Regions from separate parts of the Homo sapiens genome. Here region 2 is linked to region 1. The links are chromatin contacts, found by Hi-C or POLR2A ChIA-PET in ENCODE. All regions are on one chromosome and are shown on one strand. Each heading gives the region's core, a stretch centred on a gene start or an enhancer-like site at or near the end of the contact. The rest is flanking DNA. Distances are from core to core; before and after follow the strand shown. Region 1 holds the start of TYW3 (tRNA-yW synthesizing protein 3 homolog). Region 2 holds the start of FUBP1 (far upstream element binding protein 1).

Region 1 (6,150 bases), core at 1,674-4,173:
ATCTGACTACATTATCCTATCAGGCTTGAAAGTGATGGGGCATGGCCTGACCACACTATCTCCTACTTTGCTTCTGTTGATCTTATCTCCCACTGAGCCTTTAGCATTCTGATTCATCAGGCTCCAACCTGCACTCATTGCCTTTGAACTCACCTATCCACGGGATCATCATATGCTTCATAACGATGAAGCCTGTCAAAGGAGATTACACAAAGAATAAAATAACGTGGCATACTGATGGCAAATAGGATAATACTTAAAATCCTGTAATACCGGATTTCTTCTAAAAAGCATAAGTCTTCCACCTCCATTGACTTAACTGTTTTCAGAACAGGTAGAGAAGTTATTTAAACTATTATTTTATGCAGAAGTAAAAATAAAATCGCCATCCATTTTATGGATGAGAAAACATCACAAGAGGTTAAGAGACTTGGTCAGGGTCACACAGAAGCAAAGCTAGAACCCAAGTCCTGTAATTAAATGGTGTTAGCTGATTTTTTTCTTTACCATCCTTTTCATCTCACCCTTTGAGATGCTGGCATATAAGACCCTTTACTTCGTAGAAATAAACTTTACAATAGTGATAGTGAGACAGATTGAGCTAGAAAATGTGAAATCAAACTAACCTGCAGGTAGAATCGCATATTTTATGACTAAGGCATCTGCTTAGAGTTTGAAATTTCTCAAATGCCCACTAAGTCAGGGAATGCAGCAGAAATACAAAGGACATGATTCTATTTTTAAAAATGTATAAAAAAAAATTACTCCCTAGCATCGGATCCTTGTGAACAGGACAGGCCTTTCCATTGCTTGTGCTTTTTAATTAAACTATACTTCAAATAGGCCTTCCTGTTTATCAAATATAAACTTTTAAAAATTAAGAGTCCCTTGGTTTAATTTTTGGTTTAATTTTACCTCTGAAAGGTTGCCAATATGCCTTACAAATCTAGGAAATAGAAAATCTAAAATCCCTCTTCCAACAGTGATCTTTTTCCTGGCTATGCTTGTATCCATTTGATTTAAACGAAAATTAAAGGAATTGGGAAAATGTTAGGAGTATATTTTAACATAGGATGAACAGATCAAGTCACAAAGCCAGAGCAAAGGAACATTATGAGACAAGAGCAAAAGTAAAATTAAATAAGAATTCTGGCAAGAATTTTAAAAACTGAAAACTTAGAAAAAAAATCAATCATTACAAATTGTTCTGCTGCTAATACACAATGACTCATGTAAGCATATGGTTTATTATTAACCCAGAAATGTAAAAAAGGCAAGAATTACAAGTGGTCAGAGAAAGTCTCTTCCTGGCTGTGTGATCTTATCAGGTCACTTCTGTTCACTTGAGATAGGACGGGGTAAGAAGAGGGGAGGAGTTTAATAATTTCGGACTCCTCCAGGTTCCATGATCGTATGGAACAGGGCAGTCTGTTCCCTAATGCTGGAGGAGTAGAGCTTGGAGAGATTTGCTGCTGAACTCGCTGCGCTAACCAGACACGTAATCACAGTGGCTTCAGAGGGACTCGCACAACAATTTCCATTAGCTACGGACAAGCATTCCAAACTTTAGCCTTTAGGTTTAATCATTGACACACCTTCCCTGGTCACTGAGTCTCCTCTAGAAACTCAGTATAAACATCCAACGATGTGTTAACAGGGTGTTTTGTAATTTTCTTTTGAAGATTATTCTAGGTGGTGGGCGTCACAGGGTCAATAAAACTATACATTTCTCTCAAAGACTGCAATCCTGATGGCAAAGCTGGAGGAAGCTCCGGGAAACCTGTAATTGTGGGAATCCAAGACAAAAAATCCCCCACAGCTGGGCTGTGGGAAGGGGCCCTACCTAGGAGAAGAAATCAAATCCCCTACAGCTGGGCTGTGCGAAGGGGCACTACCTAGGAGAAGAAATCCCCTACAGCTGGGCTGTGGGAAGGAGCCCTACCTAGGAGAAATCCCCTACAGCTGACAGGTGGGCTGTGGGAAGGGGCCCTACCTAGGAGAAGAAATCAAATCCCCTACAGCTGGGCTGTGCGAAGGGGCACTACCTAGGAGAAGAAATCCCCCACAGCTGGGCTGTGGGAAGGAGCCCTACCTAGGAGAAATCCCCTACAGCTGACAGGTGGGCTGTGGGAAGGGGCCCTACCTAGGAGAAGAAATCAAATCCCTACAGCTGGGCTGTGCGAAGGGGCCCTACCTAGGAGAAGAAATCCCCTACAGCTGGGCTGTGGGAAGGGGCCCTACCTAGGACAAATCCTCTACAGCTGAGAGCTGGGCTGTGGGAAGGGGCCCTGGACAGACCGCTGGGCGCTGCTGCAGGAATCCCCAAACCCAGGCACTGGCTGCAGGGAAAAATCAAGCGGGTGACTGGCGGGGGGGGGGGGGGGGGGTGCAGCGTGGGGCTGGGGGACAGGGAGTGCGGGGGGCGGAGGCTGGGCAGGGGTAGTGCCAACGGACACCTCATGGTGTGGTAGCCTAAACTCAGAGCCTAAACGCAGGACCAGGGCTAGGAGCCCAGGACCAGAAGGCAAAACTTCCTACCTGATTTATGGATGGGAACTTGCAGCCCCTGGAGGGGAATGGCTTCGGTCTGGAGCTCTACGCACTAGTTCTCTGGGAGGACAGAGGGCAGGAAAGGGGTGCAGCCAAAATCAAACTCGGTTCCACTTGGACGAGCAGTGGGGAGATTCGCTGTCTAAACAACTAAGGAGAGTTTTTAAAACCACTTACCAGAATCTAGAGTGGGAATTAAAATCTGCGTGGGCTTCTTCAGATTCCACAGAAATGAGGACTGCCACACCTTCTCCAACTTTTGCAGGCTCCACCCAGGATGTGCGCCTCGCTCCACCCAGGATGTGCGCCTCTCTCCACCCCTAGGCGAAGGCACTAGAATTTCCCAAATTAAGAACGAAGAGGAAGTTTGGACCTTTTCGGCCACCGCTCGCTTCAATATGGCTGCCCCCAGGGAGAGACGAGGCTACCATGAAGGAGCCGAGCGCAGACCCTGAGTCCGTCACCCATGGATCGCAGCGCGGAGTTCAGGAAATGGAAGGCGCAATGTTTGAGCAAAGCGGACCTCAGCCGGAAGGGCAGTGTTGACGAGGATGTGGTAGAGCTTGTGCAGTTTCTGAACATGCGAGATCAGTTTTTCACCACCAGCTCCTGCGCTGGCCGCATCCTACTCCTTGACCGGGTGAGGCCCCTTTGCGCCTGTCCATCGCCTGCCTTCTAGTGCGAAACTTCAGGAGCCCTGTTCCCATCCAGTGACGACCGGATCCAGCATGTCTGTGTTTGCTCCTCTGAGGGGTGGTCTCTGTTTCTTTATATGTGAAATTTAGGGGATTAGATCAGTGCTTCTAAAAGTTTAACGTGGCTATTAATCAGCTGAGCATCTTTTAAAATACAGATCCCGATTCTTTAAGTGTAGGGTAGGGCCTGATACTGTGCATTTCTAACAAGTGCCCAAATGATGTTGAAACTGCTGACCTGGGAACTATCTTGTGTGGCAAAGTTTAGAAAATTTGATTTTATTATATGAATACTAAGGGAATCTAAAGACTTTGTAGCTTGCTAAGGTATTGAATGCCGGAATCCGCTCATCAACAGCTCTGGCAAATCATTGTTACTGCATGCTTGAACATCACCAGTGTTAAGGAGTTTACTGCCTCCTAGTGAGCCCCTCCATTATTACAACTCTAGTAGTTTTACGCAGAGAAAAGTACGATCGTATATAATTTAGGATGGTTAGACTTTTTTTTTTAACTTTATGATGGGTTTACAGGGGTAGTAAATGCATTTTGACTTACATTTTCCACTTATGACGGATTTATTGGGATGTAACCCCATCATAAATCAAGAAGCAGCTGTACAAGCCATACCTCCTTATTTGCAGGTTCAGTTACCCCAGTCAACAGCAGTCTGAAAATATTAAATGAAAATTCCAGAAATAAACAATTAGTAAGTTTTAAATTGCATGCTGTTCTGAGTAGCGTGATAAAATCTTGAGCCAACCAGCTCCTTCCAGAATGGAAGGTGAATCATCCCTTTGTCCAGAATATTCCACTATATATTCTTGCTGCCCTTTAGCTGCTTGGTAGCCTTCTGGGTTATCAGATCGACTGTGGTGGTATCACAGTGCTTGTGTTCAAGTAACTCTTATTTTACTTAATAATGGCCCCAAAGTACGGGAGTAATGATGCTGGCGATTTGGATCTGCCAACAGTAAGTTTTAAAGTGCTTTTTTGAAGTGAAAAGGTGAAAGTTCTTAAGGAAAGACTTAAGGAAAGAAAAAACAGCATATGCTGAGGTTGCTAAGATCTACGGAAAGAATGAATCTTGTCAGTGAAATTGTGAAGTGAAGAAGGAAAAAGAAATTGATCTGAGGTTTCAGGCATCCACTAGGGGGTCTTGGGACATATCCCCTGAGGATAAGGCTGCTTGGGAGTGATACTGCTTAGATTAAAAACCACGGGCTATGTGACCTTAGGAAAGCTATCTCAACTCTGCCCCTTCCTGTTCTATGAACTGAGGATAATAAAAAGTATCTGCTTTATAGGGATTTTGTGTGGAGAAAATAGGATAATTTTTTTTGAAATATTTGGCTTTGTGCCTGGCCCATGCACTGTAAAAGTTGGCTGTGTACTGATTTTATTCGTAGTATTGGCTTAAGAGCATGGAAGACAGCACATTGTTAGGCTCATTCTTTAGGTCCATTATTGACTGATCATTTATTTGCTGATCTCTCAAGTTAGCAGGGCCTGTTCATTTTTAAATCACTTCCATCACCTTCAGAGCAATGGCATTCTTGCCCACAAACTCTCTCTTGCCCCATTTCCATAACTCTGTCTCGCCTTGATTTTTGCAATGGTTCTCTAACAAGCCACTTAACTATTCTTCTCCAAACCATGTTTGACAAATTGCAACTCTGCTTATCTCTCACCTATGCTATGTTTTATTACACATTTTTCTACATCAGAAAATCCAAATGCTTACTCTAGTATACCTTTCAACCTTTTTTTCATTGCTTTTCTTCATCTTTAGCTAGTTACTGAAACTAAACTGTTCTTTTCATCTTGTATTTACTTGCTTTTGCTCATGTTTTTTGGCGGTTTTTTTCCTGAAATGTTTTCCTATCTCTGCATATCTGAGACATGATTCCCAAAACTCCCCTCTCCCACCTGAACCCACAAACACATACTACCTACTTGGAAGTAATGACTGCTTCTGTACTGGTTAGACTTTTATTTCTTATCTTACACCTCGTATTATGGTTTATTTTAAAATCTGCCTTATTTCAGTAAGGATTTGGGGCAACTTACAAACAGGCAACACAAGAAAAAATAAAAAGTGGGAAAATCTGGATAAAGAAAATATAGATAAGATGAAGCCAGCGATGGCATTAGTTGCCAATCCCACCACTAGATCCTGTAAAGTTGCTAGAAGTGGGCCATACATTTGGCTCTAAGATTCAGAGTAGCCAGCACAATGTCAGATACGTAAGTCACCATCACCGAAGTCATACAATGAAGTCAAAATATTTATTTAGGACATGCATAGCAATTCCCGGTTCCAAGGGCAGACAGCAGAGTCTCTTGTGGATCCATCGTATAAATTATAGTTACTTTGAGTATAGTGATTTCTGTTCATGTGGTTTCCTGCATCCCCTTTCCAGTGTCCTTGAGGGGTAGGTTCTGTGTATACCCAAAGTACCTAATAGAACTTTGCAAATAAACATTTGTTCAATTTAAGTTAATATTAAAATGTTTGCCTTCATGAAACTTTGACCTTTCAGTCTTAGCTCCATCCTTCAGGACTACATCTAAAGTCTAATTCAGAGGTCACAAATTTATGCCTCTAGAGACCAAGGAAGTATTATAAATGTGTAAACGGCATAGGTGACAATAAAGGGTAGTAGGTCTTGTGTGGAATTGGGACAGTGCTGTCCTACAAAAGAAATTAAAATTATTTTTTTTTCATTTTTAAATACTGTGCTAGCCAAATAGCTAGAGTACAACTCAGGTGCTGCTAGTATTATCCCTTATACTAATCCCTTTTTTTCTTGCAAAATCATGACCATATTTCAGAAGATGTTTATCAAGTAGTTTTACCTTTCACATAATTTTCTACCTCAAGTTATTTGGGCTCATTCTTATT
Region 2 (6,979 bases), core at 2,911-5,410, 3.2 Mb after region 1:
GAACCATGCAAATACCAAAATCCACAGATGCTCAAGTTCCTTATATAAAATGGTACAGTATCTGCATATAACCTACGCAAATCCTTCAGTATACTTAAAGCATCTCTAAATTACTTATAATACCTGATACAATGTACATAGTTGTTGTATTGTTTTTATTCATATTACTTGTATTGCTGGACTGTTCTTCCATTTTTCTAATATTTCTGATCCATGGTTGGCTGAATTTGCAGATGCAGAGCCCACAGATACAGAGGTCTGACTTGTACTGTAATTCATTAAAAATGTTTATTGATTTAATTCAGTAAATGTTGAGTACCTACTATAGGCAAGGTCCTGATGGAGTTAGTAGTTCCCATACACCAGACATGTGAAGAAACGTGGACACTAGAAATATTACCATACCATAACTTGCTTATCACAAGCCTTGCTAAACTGTCACAAAATGATTTAAAAAAAGAATCATGCTCAAATGTTAGTTTTCACTGAAGAGACTGATGGAAATAAAAAAAAAAACAGCTCTAGTCTATATTTTCATTTCATTCAAACAACATTATGCAGCCTAAATCACTTTTATAACTGTCAGAGAAGAGACTGCAAGAAGGATCGAATACATAATGACTAATTTCATAGTTGTCTAGAGGGGAAGGGATGAGGGTTAATAGTCTCGCTTAGCTAATCATCTAGTCTGATTCATTTCTACCTTCATATAACCTCGAGGAAAAAAACGGTAGATAAACACATTTTAATTTTCCAATGTTCTAGAGACAGAAGTTGCTATTAGTACCACTGCTAAAGACCCAATCAAACAATCCCAATCTCTGGAGTTACAGCTTGATATACACAAAAATAAATTTCTTAAGTGCACAGGCTGGAAACCCTGAACTAAAGCAGCAATCTGGTGTCCCTGTGTTGAATTTAGCTCAGGATATTATAAAAATCTAAAAATTTCACATAAAAGCCAGAAAAAAAAAAAGAAGATTGGCAACTAAATGACCAGATGTCAACAACCAGCTAGAGTTAACATTACTGGCATTACCAGGTACGGACCAGGAATCATAATTACTTGTCCTGCTTTTCTGAATAACAACTATCCAGCTAAAAATACCAATGGCATCCCCACTGGTACAGCCTTTGAAGCTCCTTGAGAGCAGGAAACTATGCCTATATCTCTTCCTTCCAAAAACAAAAACAGCATAGTATTCTAGACAAAGAAAATAAACTTAGGATTAGTTGAGGATTCTAGAAACTTAAGTCAATATTCTCTTAAATACACAAGGAGGAAGTAGTTCAGATATTAACCTAACTTTTGTCTAAGTACGCTTCTGTATATTCCACTTATATCATCAGAGTAACAGCTACAACTGACATTTAGAGATATCATCAAATGTAATGGGTAATTCCAGGCAAAAACTAAAGTTAGGGAGCTCAGATTTAAGATCATTTTTATAAAGAAATCATTACAGCAAAGACATCAGGACAACTGATCTATTAGCATTATACAACAATAAATTTCACAATTTGCCAACAATTTCTATATTTTAAGAAGTATAAAGAAATTATGGCTTAGCCTAATAATAAAATCCAATTTTTTTTTTTTTGAGACAGGGTCTCGCTCTATGACCAGGCTGGAGTGCAGCAGCGTGATCTCCACTCACTGCAACCTCCACTTCCCAGGTTGAAGCGGTTCTTGTGCCTCAGCCTCCCAAGTAGCTAGGACTACAGGCACAGGCCACCAAGCCCGGCTACTTTTTGTATTTTTTGTAAAGATGGGGTTTCACCATGTTGGCCAGGCTGGTCTTAAACTCCGACTTCAAGTGATCTGCCTGCCTCAGCCTCCCAAAGTGCTGGGACTACAGGCGTGAGCCACCGTACCCGGCCTGAAATCCAATTTTTAATTAAAGCATTGCAACACAAGGTCTTCCAGTATCTGGATCCGCTTGTACCTTTCCTTGCCTCGTTTCACGTCCTCCCACCCCCATCTTCTAGCGACTTCACTTCTGGGTCCTTGCCATTCCCTCAAGTCCCCACACCTCTGCGCATGCTGCTTCTTTTCTTCACTGGCCAAACTCTCTTTCATTTTATAATGTCTTGCTCATATATCACCTTTACTTAGGAAATTGGGCATCCCCTCCTAACAAACTCTATAAACACTTATAAAGCAAGTGGATGAATTAAATATCCATATTTTGTCTGCTCTCGTTAAAGTATTAATCAGATAATCCTGTTCATCTGCATTTGGTCAAGGAACTATATCATAGCTTCTTAGTAGGAAACAATTCATGCATTAAAACAAACAAACGAAAAAAAACAAGGCCGGGCGCAGCGGCTCACGCCTGTAATCCCAGCTTTGGGAGGCCAAGACGGGCGGATCACGAGGTCAGGAGTTCGAGACCAGCCTGGCCAGCATGGTGAAACCCTGTCTCTACTGAAAACAAACAAACAAACAAAAAAAACACAAAAAATTAGCCGGGCATGGTGGCGGGCGCCTGTAATCCCAGCTACTCGGGAGGCTGAGGCAGGAGAATTGCTTGAAGCCGGGAGGCAGAGGTTGCAGTGGGACGAGATCGCACCACTGCACTCCAGTCTGGGCGACAGAGGGAGACTCCGTCTCAAACAAAACAAAACAAAACTCCAGTATCTACCTACAGTGTGCGATACCAATTAATCCAATGTGCTGGTTCTGGTAAAATAAAATAGTTGGTTCCAGTAAATAAAATAGTTCCCTTAAGTTTTACAAATCAATCTAATAAAACACGCTAAGAGTGTTTGTCATAGTTATATGCTTGTTGCTAAACATGTTCAGAATTTCTTAAATTACGTGGAAAAAACCGCAGAACTAATATTAATGATGACCTTTTGTTGACTACTCCTAGTATTTCTGGTTATAAAAAAGTACAGGTACATGTTTATAATGCGTTCACATTAGATGTGTTACAACGGATTTTATGAATTCTAATTTTGACTCAATGTTCCTTCAACTGTCCCGGTAAAAAGTTAACTAAGTGAACTCCTAATGCAACGAAAACACAGCACAACACTGGTTTCTAATTATCATTAGCTTAAAACTAGTAAAAAATGCCCAGCACCTAGTACAATATGCATAGTGTCACAGAGAATAGGATTCTTTTGCTTACATGCAAATCTATACCAACACCATACATTTTGAAATGTTAAATATATTAGGGGACTATCTAAGAATGTAAAGTTCAAATTAAGGTATCTTTTATTTTCCTGGAATACACGCACTATTTTAACAGCTTTCGTCTGGGAAAGTGGTGCCTTCAGGGCAAATGCACGCACTACGTAATACAAAGAGGTCTGGTCAGTTTACGACTCTGAACTGAGAGGCAGATTCAAATTGAAACCTCTGGTATAATGGGCCTGAGGCCATTTTGAGAAATAAGGGGGGCGGACTGGTGGAACAGACTGACACGTAAATCCCGCCCAGAAAAAGGCTGCTTTCAAGTCCCTTCCTTGTAGAGGTGTGACGGTGAATGGTACTGAAAGCGGTTTTAATTGCGAGAGAGAACGGAAATGAGCTGTAAAGGCTACTTTAATGATAAATCCCTTCCCTTGCTATGGCTCCAGGACAGACCCTAGTTCTTTCCCAAACTCATTACCAGAACCTTCCATTAAATTGTGTGAAACTAACTGCGCTTTATCCCCTGGAAGAGGATCTTTATCTAAACTAGCTCACTGGAGACACGCGAGTGCCGCAGAAGCGGGAGAAAGACTTCAGGCCTTCTTTGCGTAGCACGCGTCGGGGTTCTAAGTGGATTAGGCACCAAGAACACAAAACTGGGTTCTGGTCTCTAATCGTTATTACCAACATGGGGAAACGTGTCTCTTCACATTTCAGCCCGGAAGAACACCTCTTTCCTCTTCCTCATGCGCTTAAGGGTAGCGGCCTACTCAGTCAGCGGCCAATTACCGTGAGCTTTCGGGATTCCGCCGCGCGGTCCACACTTACCTGCCGGGCTCTCTGCAGTGCATCTTTGAAAGCGTCGTTAACTCCTCCACCACCACCGCCGCCACCACCGCCACCAGCTGAGCCAGAAGAGGGGGGAGGCACTGTTGAATAGTCTGCCATGGTTGCACTATAAGAGCCGCTGCCGCCTGTTCAGAGACTTCCTCTCAGCTAACAGCTAAGAAAGAAAGAAAATGGCGGCCGTCGAAGCTCTATTACATTCTTGCGCGACCATCGTGCCGTAAAGGGGCGGAGACTGAAGGAACAAAATCTCGCGATGTTTCCGAGGCAACGCGCTGGTGTGGGTTAGGGCTGAGAAAGAACGACAGGAACAGAGACGTCGCGAGGATTAAGTTTAAGACTTCGCGAGAACAGAATTTCTTTTGGCACCTCCTCTCCGCGCGTTCTTGGGGTGAGGCTGGGTAATTGTTCCTGCAGGGTGGTGGGTGATAGTGGCCAGTTGACTGCGACTGTGTTTGGGTGGTGGGAAGCCTGAAGAAAAGGTTGTTTCTTACCGGTCGCTGCCTCAGGGAGGTAGTGCGGTAGAATTTTCCGCTATGGGTCATTCTCGGTGTCCGCGGGGAAGGGCGTGACAACGACGGGCGTGACGGCGAAGCAACAGTGTCTCGAGAGCGCTGCCGCCCGGAGGGCGCCAGGAGAAGTGCGTCCGAGACGCCGCGCGGTGATGCTCCTGAAAACGTCTGCCCGGCGTAGCGGGAACCCAGCATGATTTTCAGGGTAGTAAAGTGTCCCTGTATTTTACTTACAGACTGTCCGATTTTTTAGTTTTATCACGAGGGTGGGTGTTGAATTCAGGCTGGAAGCCTGTTAGTTCTCGACCATATTTTAAGTTTTTTGTTTAAAATAATGTGGATGAGGCTCTAAAAGTATGACTGCCCTTTTCTTTATCCAAAAACGTGATTGTTCTTAAAGTTCAGTGTTAGCCAGATTTAATAACCTAGTATATGTATGTGTCCATGGCCATTTTTATTAAGGGTTTTTTTTTGTTTGTTTGTTTGTTTTGAGAGTCTCGCTCTGTTACCCAGGCTGGAGTGCAGTGGCGCGGTCTCGGCTCACTGCATCCTCCGCCTCCTGGGTTCAAGCGATTCTCCTGCCTCAGCCTCCCGAGTAGCTGGGACAACAGGCGCCTGCCACCACGTCTGGGCTAATTTTTTGCGTTTGTAGTAGAGACGGGGTTTCACCGTGTTAGCCAGGATGGTCTCGATCTCGTGACCTCGTGATCCACCCGCCTCGGCCTCCCAGAATGCTAGGATTATAGGCGCGAGGCACTGCGCCCGGCCTGTTAAGGTCTCTTAAGTTAAGAACAGCATTGTTTCTTGACCAAAATAGATTTTGTAGCTTCTTAGGCGTAGTTTCTCCCACCCCATCCTGTGGGTACTCAAATGTAAGATCATATTCTGAATTGTCATCACAGGACTAGGTATATATATATATATATGTGTGTGTGTGTGTGTGTGTGTGTGTGTGTGTGTAAATTGGTATTTTATGTTATGTACTTCAGTTACCAAGTAATGCCAGACATTTCTTCAGACCTTCTCCAACATATCGTGGCATGTAATTTACTGTGTTAATAGTAGTAAGCTCCAGGAATCGTGAGGATACTTTAGAAGTCTTACTCTTTATTATTGAGTATATCACAGTGACTTTTTTTTTCCAAAATTATTTGTTTAAATAACAAACAATGAGGTAAAATGAACTTTCTCGACTTTGTGGCATTTTGTCTTACTTGGTTAGGTCTAAAAAAATACTTTTTCAGCAGCTCTTAAGAGTAATTGTGAGAAATATATATATGCTGCATTCTTTCTGAAAACCTAAAAGTAATGTGTTCATTTGCTTAAGCACCAAAATAGCAGTTAATATGAATGTAGATACAGGTGAGCCATCATTTCCCTTTAATCAGCTTTTAAGGCAGTAGTATCCATTTATAGCTCTGATGATCTTTTTCAGTGTTCATGGCCATCCCTATAAATTTTGGTGGAATTTGCATTTGAAAAATCAGTGCACGTATGGGACTACAGATTTAATCATAATGTATAGAAAAACAGTAAAAGCAGTGTTGGGTGTGCGGCTAGGTAGAAATTTTCCAGTTGTATTTTGAAAATGTCTTGATTTTTTCATATTTTATTAATTAGGCAATACAATCAGATCTTTTGATCAATGTAATTTACCACAGTGCTATAATTTACCCTCAAAACAAATTTATGTATATCTCAATTTATTTTAGTTATCACTGAATATTGAAAATATGTAAGGACCTCAATTTTTTTTTTTTTTTTTTTTACATACTCGCTCTGTTGCCCAGGCTGGAGTGCAGTGGCACGATCTTGGCTCACTGAAACCTCAGCCTCCCAGGTTCAAGAGATTCTCCCACCTCAGCCTCTGGAGTAGCTGGGATCACAGGTGTGCACCACTATGCCTAATTTTTTTTTTTTTTGAGACGGACTCACCCTGTCACCCAGACTGGAGTGCAGTGGCATGATCTCGGCTCACTGTAACCTCTGCCTACTGGCTTCAAGCAGTTCTGCCTCAGCCTCCCGAGTAGCTGGGATGACAGGCACCCACCACTACGCCCAGCTGATTTTTGTATTTTTAGTAGAGACAGTGTTTCACCATGTTGGCCAGGCTGGTCTCGAACTCCTGACCTCATGATCCACCCTCTTTGGCCTCCCAAAGTGCTGGGATTACAGGCATGAGCCACCGCGCCCAGCCACAATAAAATTCTTGATAGCTTAATCTTTTGGAAAAATTAATGCTTGAGACAAAGGTTCTTTGTGAAAATATAAATAAACTGCTTTTTAGGATCTCTTCAGTGAAGCTGGGAGGAATATTTGGGGGGTTGCTAAGGTGTCATTCCAAACTTTTCAGTGTTCTTCAAATCTAATAAAAGAACAAACATCTTTAGTGTATTATACAAAAGGCCTCTTTGAATATTAATGGAGTATTTGTTTGGTCACTCCACACATTCATTGCCAGGATCTGTCCTTTGAT

What was found. Hi-C counts contacts between places; a loop is a spot of excess contacts on that map. ChIA-PET counts read pairs that join two places held with the same protein, here RNA polymerase II (POLR2A). Pooled maps may share reads with other maps.
Region 2: a loop to region 1 is called in a map of naive thymus-derived CD4-positive, alpha-beta T cell, with 6 times the contacts of the local background. The contact joins the promoter of FUBP1 here to the promoter of TYW3 in region 1. A Hi-C loop is called at or near these places in 1 of 168 maps with a recorded cell type or tissue (naive thymus-derived CD4-positive, alpha-beta T cell), 3 of 37 single-sample maps with no recorded cell type and 10 of 50 pooled maps. POLR2A ChIA-PET finds 5 or more read pairs at or near these places in 3 of 52 experiments (CD4-positive, alpha-beta T cell, CD8-positive, alpha-beta T cell and naive thymus-derived CD4-positive, alpha-beta T cell).

Annotation. Positions count from the first base shown.
Region 1 is chr1:74,730,229-74,736,378 of GRCh38, forward strand. It overlaps TYW3 (tRNA-yW synthesizing protein 3 homolog), which reads left to right and starts at 2,924. Exons shown (of 6, transcript NM_138467.3): 1 at 2,924-3,190. The coding sequence starts at 3,017. CRYZ (crystallin zeta) reads right to left here and starts at 2,822. Exons shown (of 9, transcript NM_001889.4): 1 at 2,728-2,822. RefSeq lists enhancers at 1,619-1,908, 2,504-3,214, 2,769-3,058, 3,439-3,538.
Region 2 is chr1:77,974,912-77,981,890 of GRCh38, forward strand. FUBP1 (far upstream element binding protein 1) reads right to left here and starts at 4,161. Exons shown (of 20, transcript NM_003902.5): 1 at 3,974-4,161. The coding sequence starts at 4,093. It also overlaps a transcript of DNAJB4 not described here. RefSeq lists enhancers at 3,725-3,774, 3,845-3,894, 3,905-3,964, 3,975-4,104, 4,415-4,564 and 1 more.